2 separate regions of the Homo sapiens genome follow, and region 1 is linked to region 2. Evidence: read pairs that join two places in POLR2A ChIA-PET (ENCODE). Cell type or tissue: OCI-LY7. All regions are shown on one strand. Each heading gives the region's core, and the rest is flanking DNA. Links, peaks and the distances in the headings are about the cores only.

The links. ChIA-PET counts read pairs that join two places held together with the same protein. Peaks named below come from ENCODE experiments on the same cell type or tissue, not always from the same donor. Only the 100,000 strongest peaks of a DNase experiment are listed, where the experiment ranks them.
Region 1: POLR2A ChIA-PET joins it to region 2 with 17 read pairs; 7 of 35 experiments call an interaction of 5 or more read pairs at or near these places.

What each region holds. Positions count from the first base shown.
Region 1 is chr12:56,306,208-56,314,541 of GRCh38, forward strand. CNPY2 (canopy FGF signaling regulator 2) reads right to left here. Exons shown (of 6, transcript NM_014255.7): 4 at 5,004-5,207; 5 at 4,751-4,847; 6 at 3,637-4,388. The coding sequence ends at 4,345. It overlaps CNPY2-AS1 (CNPY2 antisense RNA 1), which reads left to right and starts at 5,207. Exons shown (of 2, transcript XR_002957416.2): 1 at 5,207-6,292; 2 at 8,322-8,334. In OCI-LY7, for the core only: no CTCF peak of the experiment used is centred there; no DNase peak of the experiment used is centred there.
Region 2 is chr12:56,669,141-56,677,474 of GRCh38, forward strand. It overlaps PTGES3 (prostaglandin E synthase 3), which reads right to left. Exons shown (of 8, transcript NM_006601.7): 2 at 3,812-3,925; 3 at 3,600-3,669; 4 at 2,609-2,707; 5 at 1,135-1,224. It also overlaps the pseudogene RN7SL809P. Among named protein-coding and RNA genes, the nearest start is that of PTGES3, 15 kb to the right of the region's middle. In OCI-LY7, for the core only: no CTCF peak of the experiment used is centred there; no DNase peak of the experiment used is centred there.

The sequences.
Region 1 (8,334 bases), core at 283-8,282, 360 kb before region 2:
AAGGAATATTGTACCTATGAATGCTTTTTAAGTTAAAAAATCCTATAAAAGTTTTTTTTTTTTTTTTTTCGGCCAGGCAGTGGCTCATGCCTGTAATCCCAGCACTTCGGGAGGCCAAAGTGGGTGGATCATTTCAGATCAGGAGTTCAAGACCAGTCTGGCCAACATGGTGAAACCCCACCTCTATTAAAAATACAAAAATTAGCCGGGCATGGTGGCAGGCACCTGTAGTCCCAGCTACTTGGGAGGCTGAGGCAGGAGAATCACTTGAACCTGGGAGGTGGAGGTTGCAGTGAGTCGAGATCATGCCACTTCACTTTTTTTTTTTTTTTTTTTGAGACAGGGTCTTGCTCTGTTGCCCAGGCTGGAGTGCAGTGGCGAGATCATGACTCACTGCAATCTCGATCTCCCTGGCTCAAGCAGTCCTCCCACCTTAGCCTACTGAGTAGCTAGGACTACAGATGCCTGCCACTATACCCAGCTAATTTTTTTGCATAGACAGGGTCCTGCTATGTTGTCCAGGGTGGTCTCAAACTCCTGGGCTCAAAAGATCCTCCTGCCTCAGCCTCCCAAAGTGTTGGGATTATAGGTGTGAGCCACTGCATCTGGACTAAACCTTTTTTTGAGTCGCACTTTATTGCCCAGGCTGAAGTGCAGTGGCGCAATCTTCACTGTAACCTCTGCCTCCCTAGTAGCTGGGATTATAGGCGCATGCCACTACACCTGGCTAATTTTTGTATTTTTGGTAGAGATGGGTTTTTGGCATGTTGCCCAGGCTTGGTCTCGAACTCCTGGCCTCAATTGATCTGTCCACCTCGGCATCCCCAAGTGCTGGGATTACAGGCATGATCCACTGGGCCCAGCCCTAAAACGTATTTCTAAAGGACTAAATTTTCACATAATAAACTTTCCTGTTATATCTGTACCTCATTTAACACTGTCTTCGGAAATGTTTGTTAAGTTCTAACATTTTACTGATAAACTAAGTTAGAAGGCATCTGAAGCTTGATCAGATTTACAAGGTTAAGAGCATATGCTCTACCAAATACTGGGCTATAATTTATTATAATGAACCTCCAGAGGGTTCAGATAAATTCATGCATTCCTTGTGATATGAATTAAAACATGTGCAAAGCCAGGCATGGTGGTGCTTGCCTGTAATCCTAGAAACTCAGGAGGCCAAGGCAGGAGGATTGCTTGAAGCCAGGAGTTAGAGGCTGCAATGAGTTATGATCATGCCATTTCACTCCAGCCTGGGCAACAGAGCAAGACCCCTGTCTCGCTAAGATAGTAATAATAATAATGATAATAATAAAAAAAATAAGAGGTTTACAAAGTGTATCTTCCTGCTGGGCACGGTGGCTCACGCCTGTAATCCCAACACTTTGGGAGGCTGAGGCAGGCGGGTTACTTGAAGCCAGGAGTTTGAGACCAGCCTGGCCAACATGGTGAAACACTGTCTCTACAAAAAACTCAAAAATTAGCTGGGCATGATGGCACATGCTTGTAATCCCAGCTACTTGGGAGGCTGAGTCAGGAAAATCACTTGAACCAGGAGGTGGAGGTTGCAGTAAGCCGAGATTGCACCACTGCACTTCAGCCTGGGCGACAGAGCGAGACTCTCCCTCAGGAAAAAAAAAACAAAAAACAAAAAAACCCCACAAAGTGTATCCTTAATCAAGCCTAGAAGGTAACATCCACCCTTTCCTATATAGGACATATCCTTTGTGTACCAATGACAAAGTCTCTCCAGCTGGAGAGTTCTTAACAGCTGTACTTTGACAAACCAGAAAGGTGCATCACAAGTAACTTGTTACTGATTAACATTAAATTTATTTATTTAAAACTATGAATAATTTGTTTTCTAAATTAAAACAGTTTTAAGTTTCCAGAAGAGAACTCTCTTTATTGTATTTGAGACAGGGTCTCACTCTGTTGCCTAGGCTAGAGTGCAGTAGTGCAATCACAGCTCAGTGCAGCCTCAGCCTCCTGGGTTCGAGAGATCTTGCCACCTTGGCCTCCAGAGTCGCTGGAACCACAGGTGCACACCATTATGCCGGCTAATTTTTGTATTTTTTGTAGCAATGGGGTCTCACTATATTGCCTAGGCTGGTCTCAAACTCCTGGACTCGAGTGATCATGATCCTTCCACCTTGGCCTCCCAAAGTGTTGGGATTATGGGCACGAGCCACCGCATTTGGCTTGAAGAGTACTCTCATTTATACTTCTGATAAGCTTTCTGATGGAAAAGAAAGGCATTTTTAGGCACGAAGCACGAAATGGACAGCACCTTGGGTATACTTTCAGGGACATGAAAAAATGTAATTATTACTTATATGCATCATAGAAGAAAAAATAAGCTTTATAATAGTTGGTTTGGAAAACTAGAGCGAACACAGCATTTCTTATGGATGATGGGAGAAGATGGAATTAACACCAGGCTGATATTAGTTGACAACAAATATCAGAGTGCTTGCTCTGTGCTCTAGTTAATTTGTCAGATTTCACAGGGATTTTTGGTACAAGAAAGCTTTGTGGAATATATGCATTCTATGCGCCAGGCTTAGTGCAAGGTATTATTAGAGAAAAAAGACTTAAAATAGAAGGTACTCTATAGCTATATTAGATCAGGTCAGCACTTGGGAAAGTTAGCTTATAGACCCAGTTTTGCCATTAAATACAGAACTTCATAAAGTTCTATGGCTTCTCTGGGCCTCAGCTTCTTCATCAATAAAATGGGCAGAGGTGAACCAGACGACCTCTAAGGTTCCTTTAGATTCTAAAATGATGTAATTTTTAAAACCTTTGAAATGTTTATTCAGGTCTTCTCTCCTTGAGGTGTTCTTGGGACCGGAGATATTCCATTTGAAACCCTGAGACAACCATACCTCAAGCTCAGAGTGCTTAAGAATTTTCTGCCAGGTGCGGTGGCTCACACCAGTAATCCCAGCATTTGGGGAGGCCAAGGCGGGCGGATCATGAGGTCAGGAGATCGAGACCATCCTGGCTAACACGGTGAAACCCTGCCTCTACTAAAAATACAAAAAAATTAGCCAGTGCAGGCCGGGCGCGGTGGCTCACGCCTGTAATCCCAGCAGTTTGGGAGGCCAAGGCGGGCGGATCACGAAGTCAGGAGATCGAGACCATCCTGGCTAACATGGTGAAACCCCGTCTCTACTAAAAATACAAAAAATTAGCCGGGCGTGGTGGCGGGTGCCTATAGTCCCAGCTACTTGGGAGGCTGAGGCAGGAGAATGGTGTGAACCCGGGAGGCGAAGCTTGCAGTAAGCCGAGATCGCGCCACTGTACTCCAGCCTGGGCGATAGAGCGAGACTCTGTCTCACAAAAAAAAAAAAAAAAAAATTAGCCGGTGTGGTGGCGGGCGCCTGTAGTCCCAGCTACTCGGGAGGCTGAGTCAGGATAATGGCGTGAACCTGGGAGGCAGAGCTTGTAGTGAGCCGAGATCGCGCCACTGTACTCCAGCCTAGGCGACAGAGCGGGACTCCATCTCAGAAAAAAAAAGAAAAAAAGAATTTCCCAAAAGAAGGTATCCTTTAGGTTTTCATCCCTATGCCCCAGTCTGGAATCTCTACACACAGAATTGTGGACAGACTTATAGTCCAGATTGACAATGGCTAGTGATAGATACACTTTATTGTTGCCACTGGCATCAAATTTAAAAGCTTAGGCTGGCAAGCAAGGCCTCTCATTAAACAACCTTCCTTACCTCGTCTGTCCCTATCCGATAAAGCCCTTACTTTTCAGCTGAGTTGGTCACATCCATTTTCCCCTTCCTGTCTCTGTTCTTGCTGGTCCCTCCATCTGGATGGGCAGGGAAGGAAGAATAATGCATATCCGTTATTTCCTTCAAGACCAAGCCCTGTCTTACTTTATGTTTCAACAGCCATGAACACAAGGGATTTCTAGAATTCTACACTACCATACACTATGTTCCCCTGCTTCCTCATGGAGGTTCCTCTATTCTCCACAATTAGACTCTAAAGACGTGGTATTGAGTGGGCACTGACTGAAAGCTTATCTAGTTTATGAGTGGAGTGGAATCTCAGAAGGTAGAAGAATTAAAGGTTCAGGCCTCTCCTACCTTTATCCTGTATCAATCCCAAAACTCTTCTTTCTCCTCCATTATCTTTCCTGTCTATATAACTCCTTATCTTCAAGCTTAATGTAAGGGCAATTCCAGGCATGAAAAGACAACACAGTTTGTACTTTTGGTTTCATATTTTTTCAGTTAATTTCAGTAAAAACATAATATATAAAAGGCATTGCCACCATTTTCCCCTCCTGGGGGTGATCCATCAAGCCAGTGTGGGCTGCTCCAGTGGTTCATAGCTCATCATGCGATATGTGCAGGGCATGGTCACAAAGATCTGCAAATGGCAAACAATTTAAAGGAATATGCCATTCTCATACTGATATCTGCCAGTATCAAGAAAATTTCCCAGACCAAGCTGACACAAACACACACCAACCACCATTCTGCAGAATATATGCTTATAAATGATAAAACATCCCCACTGTCCTCTCACCTGTATCTCAGGGTCAAGGGGACACAAATTCTGAAAGCTGACAGAAAATGTGGAGGAACACCCCAAGTCCCTAAGCCAAGGGAAATGGAAGACAGCTCTTGACCTAATACCAGAGGTTTCTGGGATGGGGGTGTATGGGTGAGTTAGGGAATGTCAGGTTCCACAGAGCTACTAGAACAGGAGATAAAGTGGGGGCAGCTTACCTGTTCGCTTACTGCAAAGTTTGTCTTTAACATTGTCAGCCTCTCGGGAAAAGAATTCAATGAGTTCATCCTCGTATTCCTCCACAATGCTCTCACACTGCCAACCCAAGGGAGAAATGGGTGACACAGGGCAATAAGAGGCCTCTTGCCTTCACTTCCAAAGAGGAGGACAAGGATATCAGCCTAACTTTCTAATTGGTTCTCCAACAACCCCTTAATGTCCAAGAACCAGCTACCGATTCCCATAGCTCACCGCAAACTTGAGGGTGCCGCTAATATCTGAGTCGATTCGGATGCCTTGTAGGTCCAGTTCACTGGATTCTCCATTCCGGCCCACTACACGTACGTAGTTCTTGCGATGGGTGGAAGGATCAATCTGTTCCCCATACTCCTTCATCCGGTCACATATCTCCTCCAGCAGCTCTGTGAGGTGGGCCTCTGAGCGGGCATAAGGCACCTAGAAATGTCCTCAGCCTTGGGTCACTCTCTTCTACCTCTGTACATTAGTAATTTATATCCTTACTTTTCTTTCCAAATCTAGCTCCAACAACCTATTCTAAAAAGCTTTCCCTAATTGATTTTAATTAGTTTTGTTTGTTTGTTTGTTTTTTGAGATGGGGTTTTGCTCTTGTTGCCCAGGCTGGAGTGCATTGGCGCCATCTCGGCTTATTGCAACCTCTGCCTCCTGGGTTCAAGTGATTCTCCTGCCTCAGCCTCCTGAGTAGCTGGGACTACAGGCATGCACCACCACACCCAGCTAACTTTTGTATTTTTAGTAGAGATGGGGTTTCTCTGTGTTGGTCGGGCTGGTCTCAAACTCCAGACCTCAGGTGATCTGCCTGCCTCGGCATCCCAAAGTGCTGGGATTACAGACGTGAGCCACTGTGCCTGGCCTAGTGTGGTTTTCATTTATTTTATTTTATTTATTTATTTATTTTTTTGAGACGGAGTCTCACTCTTTCGCCCAGGCCGGACGCAGTGGCACTATCTTGGCTCAGTGCAAGCTCCGCCTCCAGGGTTCACACCATTCTCCTGCCTCAGCCTCCCGGGTAGCTGGGACTACAGGCGCCCACCACCACGCCCAGCTAATTTTTTGTATTTTTAGTAGAGACGGGTTTCACCGTGCTAGCCAGGATGGTCTCGATCTCCTGACCTAGTGATCCGCCCACCTTGGCCTCCCCAGGTGCTGGGATTACAGGCATGAGCCACCGCGCCCGGCCTGGTTTTAAATTAATATGGTTTACTTGATAGTTTCAAAGTACTTCTTTTTTTTTTTTTTTTTTTTTTTTTTGAGACAGGCCTCACTCCGTTGCCCAGGCTGGAGTGCAGTGGTGTGATGACTGAGGCTCACTACAGCTTGGATCTCCCAGGCTTAGGTGATCCTCCCATCTCAGCCTCACACAGATGCACACCACCACACCCAGCTACTTTTTTATATTTTTTTTGTAGAGACGGGGTCTTGCCATGTTGCCCAGGCTGGTCTCGAACTCCTGTGCTCAAGTGATCTGCCTGCCTTGGCCTCCAAGAGTGCTGGGATTACAGGTATGAGCCACTGTACTTGGCAGTAGTTTCAACTATATGATTTTATTTTACCTCATTGTACAATTCTTTTTTTTTTTCTTTTTTTTTTTGAGATGGAGTTTCACTCTTGTTGCCCAGGCTGGAGTGCAATGGCGCGATCTCGGCTCACCGCAAGCTCCACCTCCCGGGTTCAAGTGATTCTCCTGCCTCAGCTTCCCGAGTAGTTGGGATTACAGGCATGTGCCACCACGCCCAGCTAATTTTGTATTTTTAGTAGAGACGGGGTTTCTCCATGTTGGTCAGGCTGGTCTCAAACTCCCAACTTCAGGTAATCCACCCGCCTCAGCCTCCCAAAGTGCTGGGACTACAGGCATGAACCACCGTGCCCGGCACCTCATTGTACAATTCTAAGAAACAAGACAGTTAACATTAGCTCCAAGTTATAAACAGAATTTTTTGATTAACCTGATCAACTTATACTTCTAATTTCTATAGATGAAGATAATTTTTTTTTAAATTATAGTTTAAGTTCTGAGATACATGTGCAGAACGTGCAGGTTTGTTGCATAGGTATACATGTGCCATGGTGGTTTGCTACACCCATCAACCTGTCATCTACATTAGGTATTTCTCCTAATGCTATCCCTCCCCTAGCCCCCAACACCCCAACAGGACCTGATGTGTGACGTTCCCCTCCCTGTGTCCATGTGTTCATTAATATTTTATTTTTGGCCGGGCGTGGTGGCTCACGCCTGTAATCCCAGCACTTTGAGAGGCCGAGGAGGGTGGCTCACTTGAGGTCAGGAGTTCGAGACCATCCTGACCAACATGGAGAAACCCTGTCTCTACTAAAAATACAAAATTATCCAGGTGTGGTGGTGCATGCCTGTAATCCCAGCTACTCGGGAGGCTGAGGCAGGAGAATCGCTTGAACCCGGGAGGCAGAGGTTGCGGTGAGCCGAGATCGTGTCATTGCACTCCAGCCTGGGCAACAAGCCCTAAACTCCATCTCAAAAAAATAATAATAATTTTGTTTAAATTGAGACTAATATCCTCAGTAAGCACAGTATTAAAGATGTAGTGTAGGCTCTGTGAACAACAGCTATTAAAGTACCATAATCTTTTTTCTTTTCTTTTTTTTTTTTTGAGAGGAGTCTCGCTGTGTCGCCCAGGCTAGAGTGCAGTGGCACCATCTCAGCTCACTGCAAGCTCTGCCTCCCGAGTTCACGCCATTCTTTTCGTCTCAGCCTCCTGAGTAGCTGGGACTACAGGCACCCACCACCACGCCCGGCTAATTTTTTGTATTTTTAGTAGAGACGGGGTTTCACCATGTTAGCCAGGATGGTTTCGATCTCCTGACCTTGTGATCTGCCCACCTCAGCCTCCCAAAGTGCTGGCATTACGGGCGTGAGCCACCGCGCCCGGCCTTTTTTTTTTTTCAAGACAGAGTTTTGTTCTTGTCAACCAGACTGGAGTGCAGTGGTGCGATCTTGGCTCACTGCAACCTCTGCCTCCTGGGTTCAAGTGATTCTCCTGCCTCAGCCTCCTGAGTAGCTGGGACTATAGGCATGAGCCACCACGCCTGGCTACTTTTTTGTATTTTTAGTAGAGACGGAGTTTCACCATGTTGGCCAGGCTGGTCTCGAACTTCTAACCTCAGGTGATCCGCCTGCCTTGGCCTCCCAAAGTGCTGGGTTTTGGTTTTTTTTTGAGACAGGGTCTTGCTGTGTTTCCCAGGCTGGAGTGCAGTGGCACAATCACGGCTTACTGCAGCCTCGACCTCCTGGGCTCAAGTGATCCTCCCACCTCAGCCTTCCAAGCAGCTGTCACTACAGGCACATGCCACCATGCACTGCTAACTTTTGCATTTTTTTGTAGAGTTGGTGTTTTGCCATGATGCCCAGGCTAGCACTGTAATCTTAACACTGCCTTATATATTGCTTATTAGATACACCTTTGTGTACATGTGTGTTGTTTTCGATTAAAATTTCCTAATTATGAGGATAAGACCTTTTATTCTTATTTCTGTTTTTTCATTTTTTATTTTTAGCTCCGACTCAGAT
Region 2 (8,334 bases), core at 305-8,304:
CTGGGATTACAGGCGTGCACTACCACGCCTAGCTATTTTTTTGTAGTTTTATTTAATTATTTATTAATTTAGAGACGGCGTTTTGCTCTTGTTGCCCAGACTGGAGTGCAATAGCGATCTCGGCTCACCGCAACCTCCACCTCCCGGGTTCAAGTGATTTTCCTGCCTCGGCCTCCCGAGTAGCTGGAATCACAGGCATGCACCACTACGCCCAGCTAATTTTGTTCACGCCTTCTGGGTTCACGCGATTCTCCTGCCTCAGCCTTCTGAGTAGCTGAGATTACAGGCGCCCGCCACTGCACCCGGCTAATTTTTGTATTTTAGTAGAGACGGGGTTTCACCATGTTGGTCAGGCTGGTCTTGAACTCCTGACCTCAGGTGATCCGCCCATCTCAGCCTCCCAAAGTGCTGGGATTACAGGCGTGAGCCACCGCGCCCAGCCTATGATTCTTGTGTTTAACAGTTTATCGTTCTGCATTTATTTATTTATTTGACCGAGTCCCGCTCTTTCGCCAGGCTGGAGTCCAGTGGCACGATCTCGGCTCACTGCATCCTCTGCCTCCAGCGTTCAAGCAATTCCCGTTTCAGCCTCAGGAGTAGGTGGGACCACAGGTGCGCGCCACCATGCCCAGCTAATTTTTTTTGTATTTTAGTAGAGATGAGGTTTCACCAAGTTGGCCCGTATGATCTAGATCTCCTGACCTCGTGATCTGCCAGCCTTGGCCTCCCAAAGTGCTGGGATTACAGGTGTGAGCACCGTGCCCGGCCAAAAGTTTATAGTCTTATTTTATGACTTCAAAATCCAAGTCAACTACTGCAATCATGCTTTAAAAAAAAAAAAAAAAAAAGTCCCAATGATGAAATTAGCAAACTAGCTGTGTTAGTTTGTCTTAATGCATTAACTTTTGTAACTTTTGTAGCTAACACTAATTCCTTTTAAAATCATTAAAATGGTTCAACTTCAGGATTAAAATTGCCATTGTTAACATCTATTTACTATGACTGCAAAATGGTCTTAAAAATAAAATAACATGCATCATGAATACCATTAGGTGCCCAAAACCATATTAAATTGACTACATAGACAGGTACCGTGTGCTTCGAATGGGGAGAGGTCCATTTAAAGGAACTTACCTCAGAGAAACGATCAAAATTAGACATGTCTTCATCTGAATCATCTTCCCAGTCTTTCCAATTATTGAAGTCGACACTAAGCCAATTAAGCTATAAATCAATACAAATATCACCCTAAGATTAGGCTAATTTGCATTTGGCATGAACCTTAAGACTACGTTTTCTTTTCTTCTAAAGAGACCAGGTCTTGCTATGTTGCCCAGGCTGGAGTGCAGCAAGCATTCACAGGTGCAATCCCACTATTGATCAATATGTGAGTTTTGACCAGCTCCGTTTCTGACCAAGGGTCTTGTTTACCCTCTTCAGGCAACCTGGTGGTCCCCGCTTCCTGGGACAACACCGTACTGATGTTAACTTAGCGTGGTTACCTGACATATGGCAATGCAACCCAGACTTGGGCGCAAGTATTTCTCCCACTTCACCCTCCAGAGTAGCTTTTAACTACAACAGGCACATGCTACTGGTGCCTGGCAAAACAATATTTTTTGAACTGTGACTTTGTATTTTTAGGAGGGCATGTAATTAGCACACAAAGAATAGACTAAGCTAAATGAGGTGGCTCACACCTGTAACCCCAACACTTTGGGTGGCCAAGGTGGAAAGACTAGTTGTGTAATCCTTCAGGAGTTCGAGACAGCCTGAGCAATAGTGGATCCTGTATCTGGGGAAAAAACAAAAAAACAAATTTCCTGGGCGTGGTGGCACATTCCTACAATCCTAGCTATTTGGAGAGGTGAGGTGGGTGGGAGGATCGCTTAAGCCCAGGTGGAGGCTACAGTGAGCCATGTTCACACCAGTGCACTCTGGCATGAGTGGCATGAGACTACCTAAAAAAAAAGACTAGGCTGGTGTCGTGGCTCATGCCTGTAGTCCCAGCACTTTGGGAGGCTGAGGTGGGGAGACTGCTTGAGCCCAGAAGTTCAAGACCAAGCTGGGCAACACTGTGATACCCCTTTCTACAAAAAATACAAAAATTAGCCAGGTGTTGTGGCATGCCCCTACAGTCCCAGCTACTTGGGGGACTGAGGAGGGAGGATCACTTGGAGCCTGGGAAACTGAGGCTGCAGTGAGCCAAGATCGTGCCACTGCACTCCAGCCTGGGTGACAAAGAGAGACCCTGTTTTGGGGGAAAAAAAACACTGAAAATTGTTAAACATACCTTTTGAAAACAAATTTACTAGTAAGAACTATTTTCAGTTGATTATTTTTTCACCAAGCTTTGTCCCCTCCCATGTGATAGCTGAGTAATTTATGCAAAGTCTGTCTCTTAAGTACAAAAGATTCTACACCAGTTAATAACTGATATTCTGATCACACTTCGTATTAAAACTGAGTAGACAAAAAACATGAACATGAGGCTTTATACTTAGCTGTGAAACAAAAACACAGCCATATTCCTTACATCAAATAAGTACATCTTTTATTACCTAAAATAAAAATATCAAACTTTTCAAAAAAGGAAAATGAAACCTACCTTTGCCCTTTCTTTTGTTAACCTTGGCCATGACTGGCCAGATTCTCCTTTTCGTAAACAACATAAAATTGATCTGTCCGTTCTTTTATGCTTGGAATCCTAAAAACAAAAGGACCATCATACCATTTATCTTTCCAGCATCACTACATGATAGAAAATAGCTTGTCATTTCTCACCTTTCTCATTTCTTTACCTAAATTTTCTCTGGACTCTGAAACATGCCCTTGACTACTAAAAACTTCAAACTATCCAACTGCCCCAACCCCCTTTAAGTTTCATTTAAAAAAAAATTTTTTTTTCCCTTCTATTTCCTACTGAAATAATCTGCACAACAATAAAGTTTAAAGTTTAACCTGGTACCATTTTTTTCTTTCCTGCACACGATAAACAGAATAAAACCTTAAAAACTTTAACTAAAAATGATATAACCACAGAATGGTTTAAAGATTCTATTCTTAGATAAGGGAAGCCTTGGCCGGGCGCAGTGGCTCATGCCTGTAATCCCAGCACTTTGGGAGGCCGAGGCAGGTGGAACACCTGAGGTCAGGAGTTTGAGACCAGCCTGACCAACATGGTCTTTACTAAAAACACAAAAATTAGCCAGGCATGGTGGCATGTGCCTGTAATCCCAGCTGCTCCAGAGGCTGAGGCAGGAGAATCCCTGGAACCTACGAGGCAGAGGTTGCAGTGAGCCGGGATCGCTCCATTGTACTGCAGCAGTCTCAAAGAACAAAACCAAACAAACAAAAAAACAAAACAAATAAAAAAGATGAGACGAGCCTCAAGGATACTACTCTAAGCCCAAACAGTGATAGCAAAAACAAAAAGTATGCAGAAACCAATTTTGGAGGAAATATTCTACAAAATGTAAATATACATAGTTTGCCTCACTGTTAAGAAAAACAGAACTAATGCTCATTGCTAAAAAGAATACTTGGTATGTCTGTTTCCTCACAACTAAAATTTGGATTAAAGCATAAAGACTACTTACATTTGGATCAATACAGTGAAAAAGATCAATTTCATTTAAATGCTTAAAATTATCACTTCCTCCGAGACAACTGTATAAAATAATAAAGAAAGAATTAAGCCTCTTCAAAGAGACAAAGATTAATAATAACTTCAATGAAAAGACAAGCCAGTCAAAGTTATTCAGTTGTGTGAATGACTATTTTACATCATTGGATAAAAAGCTTAACTTACCTGAATGTAAGTTTGGATTTTTCAAAATTTACATTAACATCCTTACTGTCTTCAACACAAAATTCAATGAAGACATAGTCCCTTCGATCGTACCACTTTGCAGAAGCAGGCTGCCTACAAAAGGATAAAGTAGGGAAAGTCAAGCTGGAATTCATTAACTAAACATTCACATACTAACCTTCGACACCATTATAGCATTATTTCAGGGCAGTTTGTTACAATTTTAAACAAAAACTACATTTTTACCCTAACAGCTACATTCCAAGTTAAAACCTATGGGTCTAACAAGATTTAGTTTCAGAATGATTCCAATTTCATAATAGGAAAGATTTAAAAACCAAACAATGCTTAGTAGAGTTAGCCGTTTATCTAGTCCTATCAAAAATTATGTTACTTGGCTGGGTGCAGTGGCTCACACCTGTAATCCCAGCACTTTGGGAGGCCAAGGCAGGTGGGTCACTTGAGGCCAGGAGAGCTAGAGACCAGCCTGGCCAGCACAGCGAAACCCCGACTCTACTACAAATACAAATACGGAAAAAAAAAAAAAAAAAAAAAAAAAAAGCAGGGTACGGTGGCTCACGCCTGTAATCCCAGCACTTTGGGAGGCTGAGGTGGGTGGATCACCTAAGCTCAGGAGTTCGAGACCAGCCTGACCAACATGGTGAAACCCCATCTCTACTAAAATACAAAAATTAGCCAGGCACAGTGGCAGGCGCCTGTAATCTCAGCTACTTGGGAGGCTGAGGCAGGAGCATCGCTTGAACCTGGGAGGCGGAGGTTGCAATGAGCCGAGATTGCGCCATTGCACTCCAGCCTGGCAACAGAGCGAGACTGTCTCAAAAAAAAAAAAAAAAAAAAAAAATTAGCTGGGCATGGTGATGCAGGCCTGTAGTCCCAGATACTTGAGGGATGGGACTGAGGCACAAGAATCACTTGAACCCGGGAGGTGGAGGCTGCGGTGAGCTGAGATCATGCCACTGCAATCCAGCCTGGGCAACAGAGACTCTGTCTCAAAACAAACAACAACAACAAAAAACACTGGTACATCAGAGCTTCACTTTTTACATTAAGTTCACTGAAACCAGGAGAATCAATCTCCTTTCCTCAAATTCAGCAATCTAGAATTTTATCAGTTTCCTCAAAATTAATACATTGAAGTCCTAACCCCCAGTACATCTTAAGAATGGGATTGTATTTGGAGAAAGTGTCTTTAAATGACAAGTAAATATGAGGTCTTAGGATAGACCCTAATCCAATGACTGTTGTCCTCCTATATAAAGAGATTAGCACAGAGGGAAGAAAGAAGATAGCTATCTGCAAACCAAGGAAAGGCCTCAGAAGAAACTAATCCTGCTGACACCTTCGCCTTGGATTTTCAGCCTCGTGGAAATGTGAAGAAATAAATTTCTGCTGTTTAAGCCACCCAGTGTGTGATACTTTCTTATGAAAGCCTTAGCAGGCCAGGCGCGGTGGCTCACGCCTGTAATCCCAGCACTTTGGGAGGCGAGGCAGGTGGATCACCTGAGGTCGAGAATTCGAGACCAGCCTGACCAACACGGAGAAACTCGTCTCTGCTAAAATTACAAAAAATTCAGGCGGGCACAGTGGCTCACGCCCATAATCCCAGCACTTTGGGAGGCCGAGGCAGGAGGATCACAATGTCAGGAGATTGAGACCATCCTGGCTAACACGATGAAACCCTGTCTCTACTAAAAATACAAAAAATTAGCCAGGCATGGTGGTAGGCGCCTGTAGTCCCAGCTACTCGGGAGGCTGAGACAGGAGAATGGCATGAACCCAGGAGGCGGAGCTTGCAGTGAGCTGAGATCAGGCCACCGCACCCCAGCCTGGGCAACAGAGCAAGACTCCATCTCAAAAAAAAAAAAAAAAAAAAAAAAAAAAATTCGCCAGGCGTGGTGGTGCATGCCTGTAATCTCAGCTACTCAGGAGGCTGAGTCAGGAGAATCGCTTGAACCTGGGAAGTGGAGGTTACGGTGAGCCGAGATCAGGCCATTGCACTCCAGCCTGGGCAACAAGAGTGAAACTCGGTCTCAAAAAAAAAAAAAAAAAAAAAAAGTGCTGGTTCACACCTGTAATCCCAGCACTTTGGGAGGCAGAGGCAGGCGGATCACGAGGTCAGGAGTTCGAGACCAGCCTGGCCAATATAGTAAAACCCCGTCTCTACTAAAATTGCAAAAATTAGCTGGGCGTGGTGGCACGTACCTGTAGTCCCAGCTATTTGGGAGACTGAGCCAGGCCAATCAGTTGAACCCAGGAGGTAGAGGTTGCAGCGAGCCAAGATCACGCCACTGCACTCTAGTCTGGGTGACAGAGCAAGACTCTGTCTCAAAAAAGAAAAAGAAAAAGAAAAAGAAAAAAAGCCTTAGCAAGCTATATGATCATGTCCCAGATAAAACAAATTTAAATTATCAAAACCTGTGGTTAGGCCATGAACCAAAAATGATTCCTACATTTTTTAAATGTATATTTTTAAAAAAACACAGGAGGCGGAAGTTGCAGTGAGCCAAGATCACACTACTGCACTCTAGCCTAGGCAACAGAATGAGACCAAAAAAAAAAAAAAAAAAAATGTGAATGAGATAAGAGATATTTGTGGCCTGCAAAGCTGAATATTTACTGGCTGACCCTTTATACAAGTTGGCTAACACATTAAAACTACAAACAGGGCCGAGTGCGGTGGCTCACGCCTGTAATCTCCAGCACTTTGGGAGGCTGAGATGGGTGCATCACCTAAGGTCAGGAGTTCAGAGACCAGCCTGGCAAACATTATGAAACCCCATCTCTACTAAAAATACAAAAAATTAGCTGGGTGTGGTGATGGGCACCTGTAATCCCAGCTACTCAGGATGCTGCAGCAGGAGAATCGCTTGAAATAAGGAGGTGGAGGTTGCAGTGAGCCCAGACCACGCCATTGCACTCCAGCCTGGACAACAGCGTGAAACTCCGTCTCAAAACACAACACAAAAACTGCAGACCAGGCGCAGTGACTCAAGCCCATGATCCCAGCACTTTGTGAGGCCAAGGCTGATGGATCACCTGGGGCTGGGAGTTTGAGACCAGTCTGACCAACGTGGAGAAACCCCGTCTCTACTAAAAATACAAAATTAGCCAGGCGAGGTGGCGTATGCCTGTAATACCAGCTATTTGGGAGGCTGGGAGGGGGAGGGGGAGGGGGAGGTGGAGGTGGAGGTTGCGGTAAGCCGAGATCACGCCACTGCACTACAGCCTGGGCAACAGAGAGAGGCTGTGTCTCCCCCCCCAAAAAAAAAAAAAAAGCCAAAATAGGATTGGAACCCAGCATTTCTGACAGAAGGCTTATTTTTTTTCACTTCACAAAAAGGGACAATAATTTCTCCAGCGGTCCTTTTATTGCAAAGTAACTAACCATGTCTCTGTACTTCCAGTTTGTTTTATTATATAATCTAAACTAGCTTCTGCATACTTGACAACATGATAATGGAGTCCTGAGAGTCTAAAATTTGTTATGGAGGCAGTGAGAGAGTGATATTTGACCTTGAGTCTTTCTTGAACAAAGAAAAATTCTTTTATCTCCTGGGGATGTTAAAAGAAGAATGCTTCAGGGTCTAAAACCAAAGCAAGAAAGTAATTTTTTTAAAAAAAGAGTGCTCAAAAGACGGAATGTGGAAAGCCACAAGAGTTGCTTGATAGAAAAGTGCTAAGTGGGTATGCGTGGTGGTTCATGCCTATAATCCCAGCACTTTGGGAGGCCAAGGCAGGTAAATCACTTGAAGTCAGCCTGGACAACATGGTGAAACCCCATCGCTACTAAAAATACAAAAATTAGACAGGCATGGTGGCGCGCTCCTATAGTCCCAGCTACTTGGGAGGCTGAAGCACAAGAATCCTTGAACCCGGTGGTGGAGGTTGCAGTGAGCTGAGATCGTGCCACTGCACTGCAGCCTGGGTGAGAGAGTGAGATTCCGACTCAAAAAAAAAAAAAAAAAAAAAAAAAATAGTGCTGGCTAAGTGCGGTGGCTTATGGCAGTAATCTCAGCACTTTGGGAGGCTGAGGTGAGCAGGTCACCTGATGTCAGGAGTTCAAGACCAGCCTGGCCAACCACCGTGGTGAAATCCCGTCTCTACTAAAAATGTAAAAATTAGCTGGGCATGGTGGTGCACACCTGTGATCCCAGCTACTAGGATGGCTGAGGCGGGAGAATTGCTTGAACATGAAAGGCAGAGGTTGCAGTAAGCCAGATAGCGCCACTGCACTCTAGCCTGGGCGACAGAGTGAGACTCCTTCTCCGCACCACCCAAAAAAAAAAAAAAAAGTGCTACATTTTCCATAAAACATTACCTTGAACAGCTTTCACCTTTGTATCTTAGAGTGGAAACTACCACATAAAATAACTCGCTAGGACAGAGGTTCACAAGCCTTCCTGGTATATAGTGCCCTTGGTGTCTGAGGAGTTTTGTTGTGCTCTTAAGCCAAAAGGAGTAACTAGCAGTTGCTTTGATGACATAGCTGTATCCAAGCAACA